3 separate regions of the Homo sapiens genome follow, and all the other regions are linked to region 1. Evidence: chromatin loops called from intact Hi-C (ENCODE). Cell type or tissue: heart right ventricle. All regions are shown on one strand.

Region 1 (5,000 bases):
TAAGCATAAATCATTGGAATTTCATAAGCTTTCTTTCTCTTAGCACTCATACACTTTGTAAATCAATGATTTGCAAAGTAAAAAGGGCTCCCTTCAGTAAATATTTGCAAGGCAGGTCTGTCTTCCCCTGCTTTCCGAGCAGAGGCAAAGACTCCCTCTAATCCTGGCGTTCAGGAGGATGGTGGAATATCGATTTGCTGCCTGCTACTTGCTCCATCATCACATCAGTTATAGGGGAAGTGGAATTATTCCTCCTCGGATATGTGGGCCTTTCTTTGTGTTTGGGTCTAAAAACCAACTCCAGGCTAATTGTATTCTTCTTATTGAATAATAAATGAAGATCAAGGTCTGTTCGACTCTGAATACAGCAAGTCAACTGGACTGTGAGTTGAATATTGAGGCCAAGAGGCTTTTTCTGCAAACACACACTGCTTTTTGATTAAAAACCAACCACATAAAAGCAACAAAAAATAACCTGAACCCCAAGTGATTCAACAGGAAAAGAATACTCTTTAGGGACTTTGGATCCCAGGTGGCATGCATCTGGATGCTTTTAGCATTGCGGGACTTGAATGCTAAGGGCTGAAAACATTTATACCCAGCTCTTCCTGGTATTGATTTCCCTCACACTGATTTAGTGTGGGGCCTCTTGGCGTCTCTCTATTGCTTCTAGCAGCTGAGTTTTGGCCCCAAAGGGCTTTATTTAATGAAAACTTGGGGCTTATACTGTGAGAAAGATGCCCCAGGAATTGAAGTTGTAGACATCCCAGTGGAGAAAACATCAAGACAAGAGTCATGTGCTGTGCAGTGGATGAGATGATGATATGAAGCCTCCACTAAAGTATGTTTTAAAGAGGAGGGAGCAGCAACCTTCAAATGACTGTTGAGAGTTAAAAGAAGCTCTTATTACTGAAAAATAAAGTGCTTACATGAAATACGTGCAGAAGTTGCACTGGGAGAGGGATCAGAAGAGGAGGGGAGCCACATATTAGAATCTTGGAGAAGACTGTCTGGCTATGTATTAGAGCCGCTTACAGACAACCATGGCCATTGGGAAGAGTTAAACAGGGTATGCTTTAAAAATAAACCTTTTATTTTAGAACAGTTTTAGATTTACAGAAAAATAGTGAAGATAGTACATAGACTTCCCGTACACCCCACACCCAGTTTCCCTTATTGGTAACATCATAATGACTATTTGTTACAATTAATAGACCATGTATATTTGTTACAATTAGTAAATCAGTATTGATAAATTATTATGAACTAAAGTTCATATGTTATTCAGATTTCCTTCATTTTTATCTAATGTTCTTTTTCCATTCCAGGATTTGATTCAAATTCCATTATCTCCTTAGTATCCTCCGGTCTGTGACAGTTTTCCAAACCCTCCTTGTTTTTGATGACCTTCACAACTTTGAGAATTATTGGTCAGGCATTTAGTCAAATTTCCCTCACGTTGTGACACAGGATTTGTCTCACACTTTTCTCATTATTAGACTGGAGTTACTTGTTTTTCTGAGGAAGACCATATAGGTAAAGCGCCATTTCCATCATGTCATTTCAACGGTCCATATTATCCACATGACTTATAACTGTTGATGGAACAGGAACATTTTTAATGGGAGACTGAATTGCAACAGACTTTGAGTGTTGGGAATTAAGAACATTACGGATCGAGACCATCCTGGCTAACACGGTGAAACCCCGTCTCTACTAAAAATACAAAAAATTAGCTGGGCGCGGTGGCGGGTACCTGTAGTCCCAGCTACTTGGGAGGCTGAGGCAGGAGAATGGCGTGAACCCAGGAGGCGGAGCTTGCAGTGAGCCGAGATAGCGCCACTGCACTCCTGCCTGGGCGAAACAGCGAGACTCCATCTCAAAAAAAAAAAAAAAAAAAGAAGAAATTTTACTCCTCAAATGTGGTATATTTCAGTTAGTGTTGCTTCTCACAAAATAATAAATGGTCAAAACAAAACAAACAAACAAAAAGCAAGTGAAGCAGTGGTAAAACTTATTTGACTCCAGTTCCGGTTGCAAACTGAAAGGCTTCCAGTTTCTCAAACCGGTTTTCATTGAGACAGCTTGCAAAAAAAACTCACCCATGTGTGCAAGCAAATCTTGAAACTGTAAGTCTGTAACAGAGAGACTCCACCCATTCAGAAATAAGTTGTTAAATAAGAGAGGTTTAGGAGTTTTTCAAATGAATTGTTATTGTTCCATGGTTTATATCTTCAGGAATTAGCTGGACAGTGGTCTGACTCTCCTTGGCTCACCTATCCAACAGGGTATTGATTTTTACAGAAATTTTGTAAAATATCAAGACAACATTAGGATAATCATAAGTTTTTGTGCTTTCATTATATGAGTCCTTCATCTTGTCTGTGTCAAAGACTTTGTGCAGGTTGTAAAAGCATTATACTTTCAAGCGCTTATGCCTCAGACACCATGGCTGTGGTTACTTTAGCAAGATTAGACAACGTTTATCACATATAGGGCTCCAAAGCCACCCACCTGAGTAACTGGAGTGGAGATAAGCATGATAGACTAAAATGCATTCTTGATGACAGTGGTAGACAGTTTTCCATGTTGTTAAAGGTCCCAGGTAGACATCTTCTGTTTGGAATGGTTGGAGGAAAGAATCTCAATGGAAGTGTATTTATTTGCTAGGGCTGCCATAACAAAGTACCACAGACTGGGGGCGCTTAAACAACAGCAATTTATTTCCTCACAGACCTGGAGGCTAGAAGTCTGAGATCAAGGTGTCGGCAAGGTTGATTTCGTCTGAGGCCTCTCTCTTTGGCTGGTAGATGGCCATCTTTTCAATGTGCCCTCACATTTCTTTCCTCTGTGTGTGTCTGTGTCCTAATCCATCTGTTCTCACGGGGACACCAGTTATGTTCAACTAAGGCCCACACTAATGACCTCTTGTAATCTTAATTATGTTGTTCTCTTTGTTTTTGTTGTTTTTTTAGGTTCAATATTTATTATTCGACAAATATTTATTGAGTACTATGTTTACCTTACAGGCTTTAATTTTTTTTAATTTTAATTGTGGGTACATAGTAGGTGTACATATTTTGGGGGTATGTGAGATATTTTGGTATCTCATGCAATGTGTAATAATCACATCAGGGAAAATGGCGTATCCATCACCTCAAGCATCCATCCTTTCTTTGTGTTGCAAATGACACAATTATACTCTTTTAGTTATTTTTAAATGTACCATAAATTATTGTTGACTGTAGTCACTCTGTTGTGCTATCAAATACTAGACCTCATTTATTTTAACTATTAACCATTTTTTTGTGCCCATTAACCGTCTCCACTTTCCTCCCCGACTACCCTTCCCAGCCTGTGGTAACCATCCTTCTACTCTCTATCCCCATGAGTTCAATTGTTTTGATTTTTGCTCCAATAAATAAGTGAGAACATGTGAAGTTTGTCTTTCTGTGCCTGGCTTATTTCACTTAACATAATGATCTCCAGTTCCATCCACGTTGTTGCTAATGACAGGATCTCATGTTTTTATGGATGAATAGTATTCCTTTGTATATACGTACCACATTTTCTTTATCCACTCATCTGTTGATGGACACTTAGGTTGCTTCCAACCTTGGCTATTGCGAATAGTGCTGCAATAAACATGGAAGTGCAGATCTCTCTTTGATATATTAATTACATTTTTAAAGACACTGTCTCCAAATACAGTCACATTCTGAGGTAGTGGAGATTAGGGCTTCCACACACAAATTTGGGGGGACACAATTCAGTCCATAACAGGAAGGGTAAAGGATTCAGTAAAATAGATATTTCCTTCTCTCCAGACCTGGGTTTCCAGGAGTCTGGGATGACTGACATTTGATGCTGACTTTTTGCTGGGCTATTTGAGGGGAATTTAACAATGGAGAAAAATGTGAGAGGGAGCACTTCATGTGGGGAGAGCCATGCTGTGTAATATGACTTTGTCAGGAGCCCATTTCCGGATGTTACCTGTGGTGTTTGCACAGCTGTTCTGTCATTGTACTCCTTGGCAGCCTGAAGGCTGATTTCCTGGTGAATTTTCACCTAATTTCCTTTGCATCTGCCTTATAAGTGATAGTTTCATGTCTGAACTTTAAAAATGGCATCAGCCAGAATGCTGATTTATTAATTTACAATGAGAAATGTAATCATTGAGTGGACTGGGTACTCCAGTTTCTTGTCCAGCATGTGCTTTCCCTGCAGGCAAATGTAAGTGGGAAGCCAAATTATCATCAGAAGGTGGCTTGGTGAGCATGGAATCAGGCCAGGGGAGTTAGGGATGAGATTTGGCATTCCCTTGCTTTTTATTCTTTGGGCCAAGCAGTGCCGAGCAGCATAGACTGGCAGCACATGCTGGCTGCCTCTGCCTCTGCTACTCTTCCTGACTTGCCATTGCCTCCTCTGGCAAACTCAGCAAGCAGGACTCAGCTCAACCATCTCTGCCTCGGAGAAGCCTTTCTTCATTTCCCCAGACAGAGGAGGTCTCTCTTCTTCCTTACCCCTGTGGTACTTTATGCTAAGTATGTATTTGGCATCCTGTGTTTTGGTTATTTATTTACTCACCTGTCTTCTCCACTGAACTCAGAGAAACTTAAGTGAAGGGATTTAATTGTGTTTACTGTATACAATGCAAGTGGTCAGTGTTCAATAACTACTAACTGCTTAATAGAAGTTATCATTATGGTAATTCACATTACGATGGGGGTTTATATATATTTGTTTTTGTTTTTGCTTTATGTTTTAATACGCTTTCCAGTAAGTTGCTCATAAGACATGATCTTACATTGCACTAATAGCTATGAGGTGAGATAGGCAGGTAGGCACCAGTATCAGATGACAACATACTTAGAGGTTAAGTGATTTGTCAATCAATTAAAGGCACTTTCCACCAAACCTGCTTATCTTGAGAACTGGGTCTCCTCTCCCCTGAGTTCTCCCTGTTCTTGCCCTGTGGGTTGATACTTAGAGCTTAAGCC
Region 2 (5,000 bases), 350 kb after region 1:
TTGCAGTGAGCTGAGATCACACCACTGCATTCCACCCTGGGTGACAGAGCGAGACTCCGTCTCAAAAAAATATATATATATTTTATATATATATATATATATATGAACGAAAAATCTCATTTGCCAAGGAAACATAAATGATTTAATAAATGGAAAGGTATATCGTAATTTAAAAAGATTTAAATATCCTACTTTAGGGAAAAACTGACTCAATATTAAAAAGTCAATTCTCCCTAAATCAATCTATAAATTTCCTGAGTTTTCCAATAATACCAGTATGCTGTTTGTTCGTGATGGTAGTTTTGGGCATTTTTGTTTTGCTTTGCTTTTGAACAGGCAAAATGATTTTGCCTAGTGGTGGGGTTTAAACTTTATAAGATTTAAGAGTGATGAAAGGATACTAATCTTATTGGTCATAATATTTCAGTAAATAAAACCCTTAGGCACTGGTAATGAAGTACATGACTAAATTAATGGAAGAGAATGGTGAGTCCAGAAATAGAAACAAATACTTACTAGAATTTAGCATGTGATAAATAGTGCAGCATTGATCTGGTCTTAAATTCTGAGATGAAATTCCCTTTAGAAGAAAACTGGTAGTGTTTCAAGATTCAGTGGATTTTGAGTGAGCAATAATTTGCCTGTTGGAGAATATTATAATTTTGTTCCATTCTTTACAACAGGCCAGGATGGGTAGTATACTTGTTTCAATGCAACTGTTTTTTCTAATTGATATATATATAATTATATAGCTATAAGTAGTCTCCACATTTGTATTTATAACCAGATACCCAGGGCACACTGTATGTGTGACATTTTTGCTTAATGCAGTATTCATGGGTGCCCAGAGAAACAAAACCATTACATTATTATCTTTTAAAAAAGGGTTGATAGGTGAGGCATTTAAAAGTTCTGGCTAAAATAAGGTTTGGGGATTATTAACGGATTTAATTTCTGCAAGCCAACTCCATGACACATTACCATGGCTAGCTAAGCATTAACTGGATTTTCCATCCGTTTCCCATATTGTTGAGCTCAACCTCAACTTTTCAGCTTGGGCAAATCCCTTAACCCCTGTAAGCCTCAGTTTCTTCCCCTGTCAAATGAAGGGGTTAGGCGAATTGATCCCTCCAGGCCTTTCTCACTCAAAGCTTCTGTTATTCTGGGTACAGCAGCTCGTTGCCACCCTCTGTTGCACAAAACATAAGGTAAAACAAAAGGAGAAGTGTGCTTAGCTAAAAACAATGCAGACATTGTAGGTAGAGTAGTTACCAGTTTAGAACAATGGTTGCCAGTCTTTCTTGAAACTGCGGTTCTGTGCCAAAAAAAAAAAAGTATGCATCTCAATATTTGTAAATACACTTACTTATAAATTCTACACATGTATTGCTATATGTGCTTATATATGTATTAAGGTATACTGTAGTAATGAATTATGTTCATTTTAACACATCCAAAAAATATAAAACTGTAAATCCTAGCATTTTCTTCCAACACTTCAGTGGGTCATCTTGCATATCCTCTAGAATGACTGGTTTAGAGACAGAATTAGTTTGCTCTTCAATTAGTATATTTAATAGGGAGCAAAACTGGTGGAGCCCAGAAGCTTTTTCAATTAATCTGTGGGTGAGGGGTAGCCAAGTATGCTTGAAAAGAAAAATCTTTTTTGAATCTGAAGTCAGAAAACCCTGCTCTGACGATTAGTAGAACACTAACGAAAATGCCATTTCCCATCCCCAGGGACTTTTACCACTATCCTTGCCTCTTAATTCTTCATGCCTTATTTTCTACACATGTTAAATAGAGTTCATACTACATCCCCTATAAACCTCACAGAGTTATTGTAACAAAATAGATTTTATATGTAATGTATATAGATTATATATAGTAACAAAGTAGATTATATATAGAAATCTATATATAATATAACCTCTATATAATATAGATTATTATCTGTATATAATATATACAATGCATTATACAAATGGGAAGTATAAGAATTATTGTTACCAAATGCACAAATAGTATACATTCTAATCCAGTTTAACCTTCTACAATTGACCTGATTCTTACATACACATAAACCTAACCAAAGAGTACCATATACTGTATCCTAAATTGATCAAGGTTCTAATTAGGAAAAGGAACAGGGAAATTAAGTTGAAAAGCCTTCTGAGAATACTGTTGAGCTTCTCATCTTTGTAACACATTTTATTCCTGGGTAGTCAATAGATATTTTAGTGGCAGAGCCCCCCTACCTATTCTGCTTACACCCTGCTCCCCGTGCCACTCACTCTTAGCCACTCTCCTCCAAAGTGCCCCACCCTGGCAGTATTGGGCTATCCCTTCTTGGGCACTGTCCCACGCTCTGATAAAACTTATCTGCCCTGTGATCCATTCTTTCAGAACTTTGCCATCTCCTCACTAAGAGAACAGTATCCATGTGCAGATGGCATAAATGCCATTTATTGATGACAAGTTAATGTATGACCTCTGGCCAGGTGTAAGCCTGGGCCCATGAAGCAAGGACTACAGCATCATTGGCAACTGTCCTTCCCCATAGTCAAGTAGGACCCAGCAGGAACCAGTTATTGCTTCTTGAACTCAGGAGTGCCCCCTGCTGGGATCCTACAGTGTTCCCCAATCTTCCTCGGTGTCAACCTCTGTGCCTTGAAATTGATGGCAGCTGACATTTATTAACCACTTGATATGTGTCAGGTTTTATTGTAAGTGCTTTAATTCATGTTTTAATTCATACAATCACCACAACAATCCTGTGACACTGAAATGATATATCAGAATGGAAATCAGCTGACTATCAGTCCTGGATACAGGTTTTATTAATATCCCATCTTGACATTTTGAAGGTGAAGAAATATGCTTTTATTCGACAAATATTTTTGAGCTCCTACTATAACCCAGGCACTGTTCTAGGCCCTGAGCATACTCCTATAAGCAAAACACAAAAACCCCTGCCTTCATAGAGCTTAGATAACTGTGAAGTTAATGAAGAAAATTTTTTGGCAGTGATCTTAAATCAAACCAGACAGTGAGCTACTTCCCCTGCTGGGCCTTGCCTGTCACAGCTGAAAAGCTGCTTCTCAACTTGTGTGGAGCTATCAGAGTTATAGTCATTGGACTGGCAGTCCAGCTGCTCTCATAGATGGCTTCAGCTCCAGCTTCATTTGCACCCCTGTGGGCACTGGGAGGTGAGTTGCCAAACTTCTTCTCTCATAAAGGCTCCAAGAAGTGGGCTGGGACAACGCCAGAAGAGTTCATAATTCTGTCTTTACCAGCTCTGTGGACAGAGGAAGAGTGCCGACGCCAAAACGTTAAAAAAGTTATAAAGTCACTTGGAAAGAGCTTAAAACAAAACAAGTACACTTTGCAATGGAAATTTCCAGCTACATGTAAGAATTTACTAAAGACAGAACCTCAACTTAGTTTTAAAAAAGAAGGCAACTTCCCTTTGTGAATTAGGAACAAAGTAAATTAAGATCTTGATCTCATGGGTACTCTATTTATAAAGAAACATTCTACCATTAGCATTTTGACAGGACTGATGTGGCCAGCTGTGATGAGGAAGCATTGTGTTTGTAAACTTTACCTCCAGGCTTTTAACATTCAAATGTCCCTTTGAACCTTGGAAGGCTACTATCTCAGAGAGAAAAAGCAGAAAATCAAATAACTAAAGTGAGGGCACATCAGAACTGCTGGGACAGCATGGCCTTGCTAAGGAAGGTAGGCTGCTCTGGGGTCGCCAGTGGATGTTGAATAATTTGCAGATGTAATTTTCTAAACTGTGATGTGGGGTCAGGAGGGGGATGATGGTTGGGGGGACTAGGGTCACCCTAACAATGTAAACATTATGCTGCTATCTTTGCCCTCGTACTCGATTTTTATTTCTTCTGGTAAATTATAGTGTCTTATATTTTTCTGATTTTAAAACAGTACATGGTTAGAATAAAAGAGCAAGCATGGCAAAACTAACAATCGAAGGTGACAGTCCCTCATAGTGTGACAATGCATTCCAGTTTGTCCAGGGCAGTCATAGTTTATATCTGTTGTCTTGGTGTAATTATTAGTAGCAAATCCTTCATTTTCAAAGGCATCTCTGTTTGTACAATAAATTACATGTTACTCTATTCATAACCTACACCCCAGGCAGGCTTAACTATGGTTAACTCTTTCAGTCTATTCTCAAAATTCACCCTTGCCTACTAAATTCAGGAGCTCCGAAAGGTGTTTCACATGTGCTCAAGAGCATAATCTTCACAATCACTGTATGACGCCCCATCTTTCCTTCCCTGAGATTTGCTCTGGCAGTGTGCAGCATCTGTGCGGCATCTATGAAGGCACTCCTGCAGCCCCTCTGCTGCCCCTGTTGGCACTGGGCCACCTCCTTTTACTGTCAAAGCCAGTCAGCCCCACCTGCACTGATGACGCAGTAACATGATACCTCCAGCGAACCAAATCCACTCAAATTGCTGCCAATGAGCCAACTCTTTCTGCTCCACGAAGTCATAATGAATTCTCCAATGAAGTAGGGCACTTTTCATGGTGCATTTTATCAATGTAGTGGCACAGCATGCCAAAGATTTTCATTAAAATAAAAAGTAAAAGAAAAAAGAAAAATCTCTTACAGATTTTTTATGAAAACAGCCCTTTCAGTGTTCATTCTCAGGCTGCCTTCTTAGTTGGCTTTAAGGGTAGATCCACGGGTACTATTGGTGTACATCCCACTCCTGAAAGTTGAGCACTGATCTTCCACCAAGCTGGAGGGATTTGACTCTGGCCTAAGGTAAGTTATTCCCCAGGAGATGCCTTGGTCCTCATTAAAAGAGAATTCTGGCAGTGTTGTAGATACAAAGGCATGTTTGACTCACAGTGTGATCTCATTTGCCACATGCAATCATTTTTAAAATCTATTTATATTAATGGTCCGCTTCCTCTTTATCTTTTCCCCTCCCTCTTCCACATTTTCTTCACAGTTTTCCAGT
Region 3 (5,000 bases), 290 kb after region 1:
GATGAAGGAGAAATGTCTGTGAAAACCAGGAAGGTCTCTTCCAGCTTTTACATTCTCAAATTTGATATCTAATGAAACCACCATTTAGAATACTCTGATTCTGAGCCACTTAACCTCTCCAACCCTGTTTTGTCACCTCTCAAATGGTGGTAATACTGTGTACCTCTGTGCTCCTGGCAGGGGACACTTACTCCTGTGTGTCCTGAATGCCTTGGGCAGTGCCTGACCTTAGTTATGGTGAGGACATAATTTCATGCTTGTTGAATACTAAAGAAATGGTGGGGGCAGAGGCAGAGGTATAGATTCCTGCAGAGGCATCTACCCTCTTACTGTTAACAAACAACTCCTTTTGGATAAATCAAAACCCAGAACTGAGGCCACTCACCAGCTCTCTTGCTGTGAAAGCCCTGCAGCTCCCCACAGAAGAAGTCTCTTTAAGAGTGAAGAATGCCAAGCATGTCTCCATGCTCTTAGATGCAGAGGAAACTGGCCTGCAAAGTTTGAAAAATGGTGCAAAAACTCAGCACCTCTGAATTCCCCAGAGGAAATCCTGCTCAGCTTCCTCTCTGGTGCTTACCAGATTGGAATGTAATACCCAGGAGTGGCTTTTTGCTTGACCATAACAGCAAGGTCCAGCCCCCTTAAGTGTTTCTCCATGCTGTCCAGCAGCCAGCCACTGGAATTTTTTTGTTTTTGTTTGTTTATTTGTTTGTTTTGCATTAATGAAACTGTAGCCTCTGGTTTTGTGTTTCTACTTCACATTTTCCCTTTCCCCCCAGTCCACATCGTCATCATTCATTGCCTTTATTAAGGGCCCATTTGCTGGGCATTTGACTGTCTGCGCATGACAGTGGATATAGGCACCACTTCATCTCTAACAGATAGGAAATCACTCCCCACACATAAGACCCACTATGGTCTTACCTAGTTCCTGATGTCCCCTCCCTATCAACACACACACACACACAGACACACACTCACACCCCAGTCTCACAATTCACTATTTTCAGCTGGTTAATCTACAAATGTTTAACTAGAGATTGAGAGCACATTAAAGCCATTTTTAGTCCAGATTCTCCTGCCAATTCTTTAGGGATGGTGGAGTCAGAAGCAGGCCCTTGGAATACATTTGTTTCTGGAGGGTGGCTTGTAAGAAGGAAGGCTGAGACAAAGATCTGGAACAAGAAGCAAGCCTAAAATACACCATTATGAGAAGATGTGGGGGAGGGAGTGTCTTTAAAGTCACGCTACCTTCCTCCAGACCCAGCCTGCCTCTGCCTTTGAGATTATTTGCAATAGGATCAAGATTATCATCCCCAAAATTGAGCACAAATAGAAACAACATTGAAAATAAAGTCAATGTGGGTGACAGCATTTCTTGAGGCAAAATCTTCCATACCAGATACGAGAATGTATGTCCCCGTTAGCCAAGGCCAAACAGTTCTCAGGGCTGCATGAAACCAAGGCATGGGTGCAGCTTTGGAGGGACAGTTCTTGAGCTCTGGTCACAGCTTTCCATCCACACTGCCCAGTGTACTTGGAGACATCCCTGAAGGAGGTGTAGGCCAACAGGAAGCCCCTGCTGGCTTGACCTCATGCTCCCAAAAACGTGCAGTAGCATCAGGACTGGAAAGGTAGGGAAGAGCAAAATTGAGGAAGAGACAATAACTTTCTTCTGGTAAGAAAATAGATTTTCTGTTGAACTGCTCTTAGAGTGTCCACAATCTCATTATTGATTTCCTGGGGCAAAGCCTTGGGTCGCAATGTTTTCGTTTCTAATGCAGCCTCACAATCCTCTTACCACACCTTCATCTGGGTGGATGGCAGTGCCATCTTAACCCTGATTTCCTAATGGCATATTTCTTCTTATTGCCCTTGTGTGAAATGACAGTTCTCTTTTTGGCTTGGTTTCCAAGGAGCCGGAAATCCTGCTGTCTGACTTCTTGAACTAATGAGTTCACTACTGGGACAGCACAAACAAAGACTGGTGCTTGGGAGATCTTGGCTCACTTTCAGAGAGTGTTGTTTCTGAGAGTGCCTTAAACAATGATCAGAGGAAGACAGCAGAGAGCTATAAGAAGAATTATGTGTAGTCATTTGGGGTGGAGAGATGGGAAAAGCTTAAATAATTTGGGGAGTCCCTAAACAACATAACTAAAGCTTCAAATACACAAAGATGCCTAAATTGGTTGATGTTTTAAAGTCAAAGGAAAACCAAATACAAACAAATATGGGAAAGTGTTTGAATGAGGAGGTAATGGTACCTGACTTGCAGGAATGACTTTCAAGATCCCAAAGTTGGGGACAGTGGGAATTGCTCTTTTTAAGGTTTTAGAAATTTTTCTCTTGCTGTTCTTATAAAGAGAAAGCAAGTCTGTCCTTGAGAAAACTTGTAAGACAGCCTTCTCTTTAAAAAAATGCTCTGAAAACAGTCAAGTGCCACAAAACTTTGAAAGAACTAAGATCAACTTGGTGTTTGACAAAGCTAATATAAGAATGGTAATCAATCCCTTGGCAATGGAAATTTTAAATTTAAAATAAGCTTCAACAAAGCCTTTGAACCTTCAAACACTTTATGCTTAAGAAATTAATGGGTCCCTGAAGAAGTCACATTTCCTTTTCTGTTTCTGTAATATATACTTCAATTACATTAATCAACAATGCAGCAAAATAACTGACACCAACCAACTTCCAAGTCACATTTCCAAGCACTCCTTTTCTTCAACAGAGACTTAGCATTTTAAGATAGCTAATTGAGGTTTACATAAGCATGAATAAATATTTGGTGAAGCTGGATTTTCCCATCCTGTTGTCACCCTTTGCTCACCCCAGAATGGTTTCCCATCTTTTTTTTCCCTTCTACTGTCATTCCTGTTGAGTGTGATAAACCATCTTGCTGACAGAGATATTCAGTTAAAACCTTCCTTCTGCAGTATCTTTGAAGATGCTGAAACACACATCAGATGAGTTTCCTTTTCAGGCAAATTTTAAGAATCTCACAAGACTGTTTTTCTTCATTGCAAAATCGACTGAAGGGTCCCTGCTTCCCTGTAGTCTCCTATGCTCTGGACAAAACAAAGCAAAACAAAACAAAACAAAAAACAGACATGCACCCTTTTACATGTGATCCTCTTTGTAAATTGGCTTTTGCTCTCATTGTATCTACCCTCAACCCTATCATTACTAGAGTTTTGGTTTTACCTAACTTTTCTCAGAGAAAGTGTCTCCACAGGCCCTATTGACAATTTTCCCTCCCATTTGGGTTCTCTCTCTCTCTCTCAGAAATGGAAACCTTAAAAGCAAAAGGCTTCAGGATGGGCGTGGTGGCTCATGCTTGTAATCACAGCACGTTGGGAGGCCGAGGCGGTGGATCACTTGAAGTCAGGAGTTCGAGACCAAACTAGCCTGACCAACAAGGTGAAATCCATGTCTACCAAAAATACAAAAATTAGCTGGGCATGGTGGCACATGCTTGTAATCCCAGCTACTTGGGAAGCTGAGGCAGGAGAATCACTTGAACTTGGGAGGTAGAGGTTGCTGTGAGCCTAGATTGCACCACTGCACTCCAGCCTGGGTGACAGAGTGAGACTCCATCTAAAAAAATAAAATAAAATAAATAAAAGGCTCCAAACTTAATTTTATTAGTGTAGTATTCTATAAAACAAACAAATGAAAAACTTCAATTTTCTATTTGAGTACCTTCCTCTCTGTTTGGGTGTGGTTAGTGACTATCCCGGAGGAGGCCATTTCTCCTTTTTGCTAATAGTTTACAAGGGAACTGCTCCTGACACTTTGCATACTGCAGAGAGGGCCAGTCTTGTTTTCAGGTTCTTTCAGCACCTGCTGGGCATTTCCAATTTTACAGTCTCCTCTGTGGGGCATAGATACTTTACTGAGGCCCTTGCCTTACTCATCATCTTAGAAACATTTCAGATAAATTTATCTTCCCAAGGTGAATTACCTCTCCCAGAGGCTTTTGAGTTTTAATAAAGAATCTCCTGAGGAAAAAATGAATAAATTAGCTTCTAATGATGGAATTACTTGCACAAAACAGTGTAAGATATTTGAATAGGTTGTGGAATAAGGTAGACCTTTCAGTCATATCACCTCAGCAGCCTAAACCCATACACTCACAAGGCTTATCCTTTCTAAAAATAGTGCTAGATTTCAGAAGTTTTATTATTTATAGTTCAGGTAGATTGCAAGAGAATTCAGTGTCATGAGACATGAGATGCATCATTGATACTTCGATGGTTACTCATCTCCCTTTCAAATCTGCTTGCCACCGAGAGGAAAAGTAGAGCACTTAGTACAACACAAACAAATCATCTGTACGCTTGGTTGGATTCTTCACTTTCCACATGGGTGTTTTAGTCAAACAACTAAAGATGGAAGTTCACAATTCAGTTACCAAGGCTAATCGAGCTCTCCACAGTCTTACCTTGCTGTACTCTGCTTAGCTCGAATCAAGAGACTAATTTCTTCCCTCTAGTCCCTGAGGAGAGAGAAGGGCCTTTCATGTGTTCCTTTCTTCCATGCCTTGAATATCACTTTTGTCATTGTGTACATGTGTTTTGGTTACTTCTTTCAATTTAATAAGATTGGCAATGTATGCAAATAGGCAGAGTTGGATGAGAATATCTACCCACACAATTACACACAAAGGGAAACCGTTTGGGTCCAGATCATCACTAGAATTGGAAACTGGTATTCAATAAAAGGCCTCTACGTACAGAGATAGATTTAGACAGTCCCTGCCTTTGTGCATCAACGAAGGAAACGATGTGTATTCAGCTACCCAACTTGGCCACAAGCAAAGCTCAACACTTCCACAATCTCTGGGAAAATGAGATGTTACATGTTCTTAGCAGGAGCTGACAATTAAGCTGAGTGAACAATCGTGCAAGACGGGGGAGTGGGAGTTCATGCTGCTTAGCCACATGCCTCAGGTGCTCGGCTGAGTGTGAGGCTGAGGGCCAAAAGCTTTCAACCACCCAAGA

The links. Hi-C counts contacts between places; a loop is a spot of excess contacts. Peaks named below come from ENCODE experiments on the same cell type or tissue, not always from the same donor. Only the 100,000 strongest peaks of a DNase experiment are listed, where the experiment ranks them.
Region 2: it touches region 1 in a loop (14-fold over the local background); 33 of 110 quality-filtered maps call a loop at or near these places.
Region 3: it touches region 1 in a loop (2.7-fold over the local background); 3 of 110 quality-filtered maps call a loop at or near these places.

Annotation. Positions count from the first base shown.
Region 1 is chr7:91,634,020-91,639,019 of GRCh38, reverse strand. It overlaps LOC124901697 (a long non-coding RNA gene), which reads left to right and starts at 3,656. Exons shown (of 2, transcript XR_007060430.1): 1 at 3,656-5,000. In heart right ventricle, a CTCF peak has its summit at 2,692; no DNase peak of the experiment used is centred here.
Region 2 is chr7:91,286,048-91,291,047 of GRCh38, reverse strand. It overlaps LOC124901695 (a long non-coding RNA gene), which reads left to right and starts at 3,616. Exons shown (of 2, transcript XR_007060425.1): 1 at 3,616-3,741. In heart right ventricle, a CTCF peak has its summit at 2,644 (motif pointing left); a DNase peak (open chromatin) is centred at 2,607.
Region 3 is chr7:91,344,442-91,349,441 of GRCh38, reverse strand. The region is part of intron 3 of LINC02932 (long intergenic non-protein coding RNA 2932); the gene reads right to left. Among named protein-coding and RNA genes, the nearest start is that of LINC02932, 36 kb to the right of the region's middle. In heart right ventricle, no CTCF peak of the experiment used is centred here; a DNase peak (open chromatin) is centred at 1,927.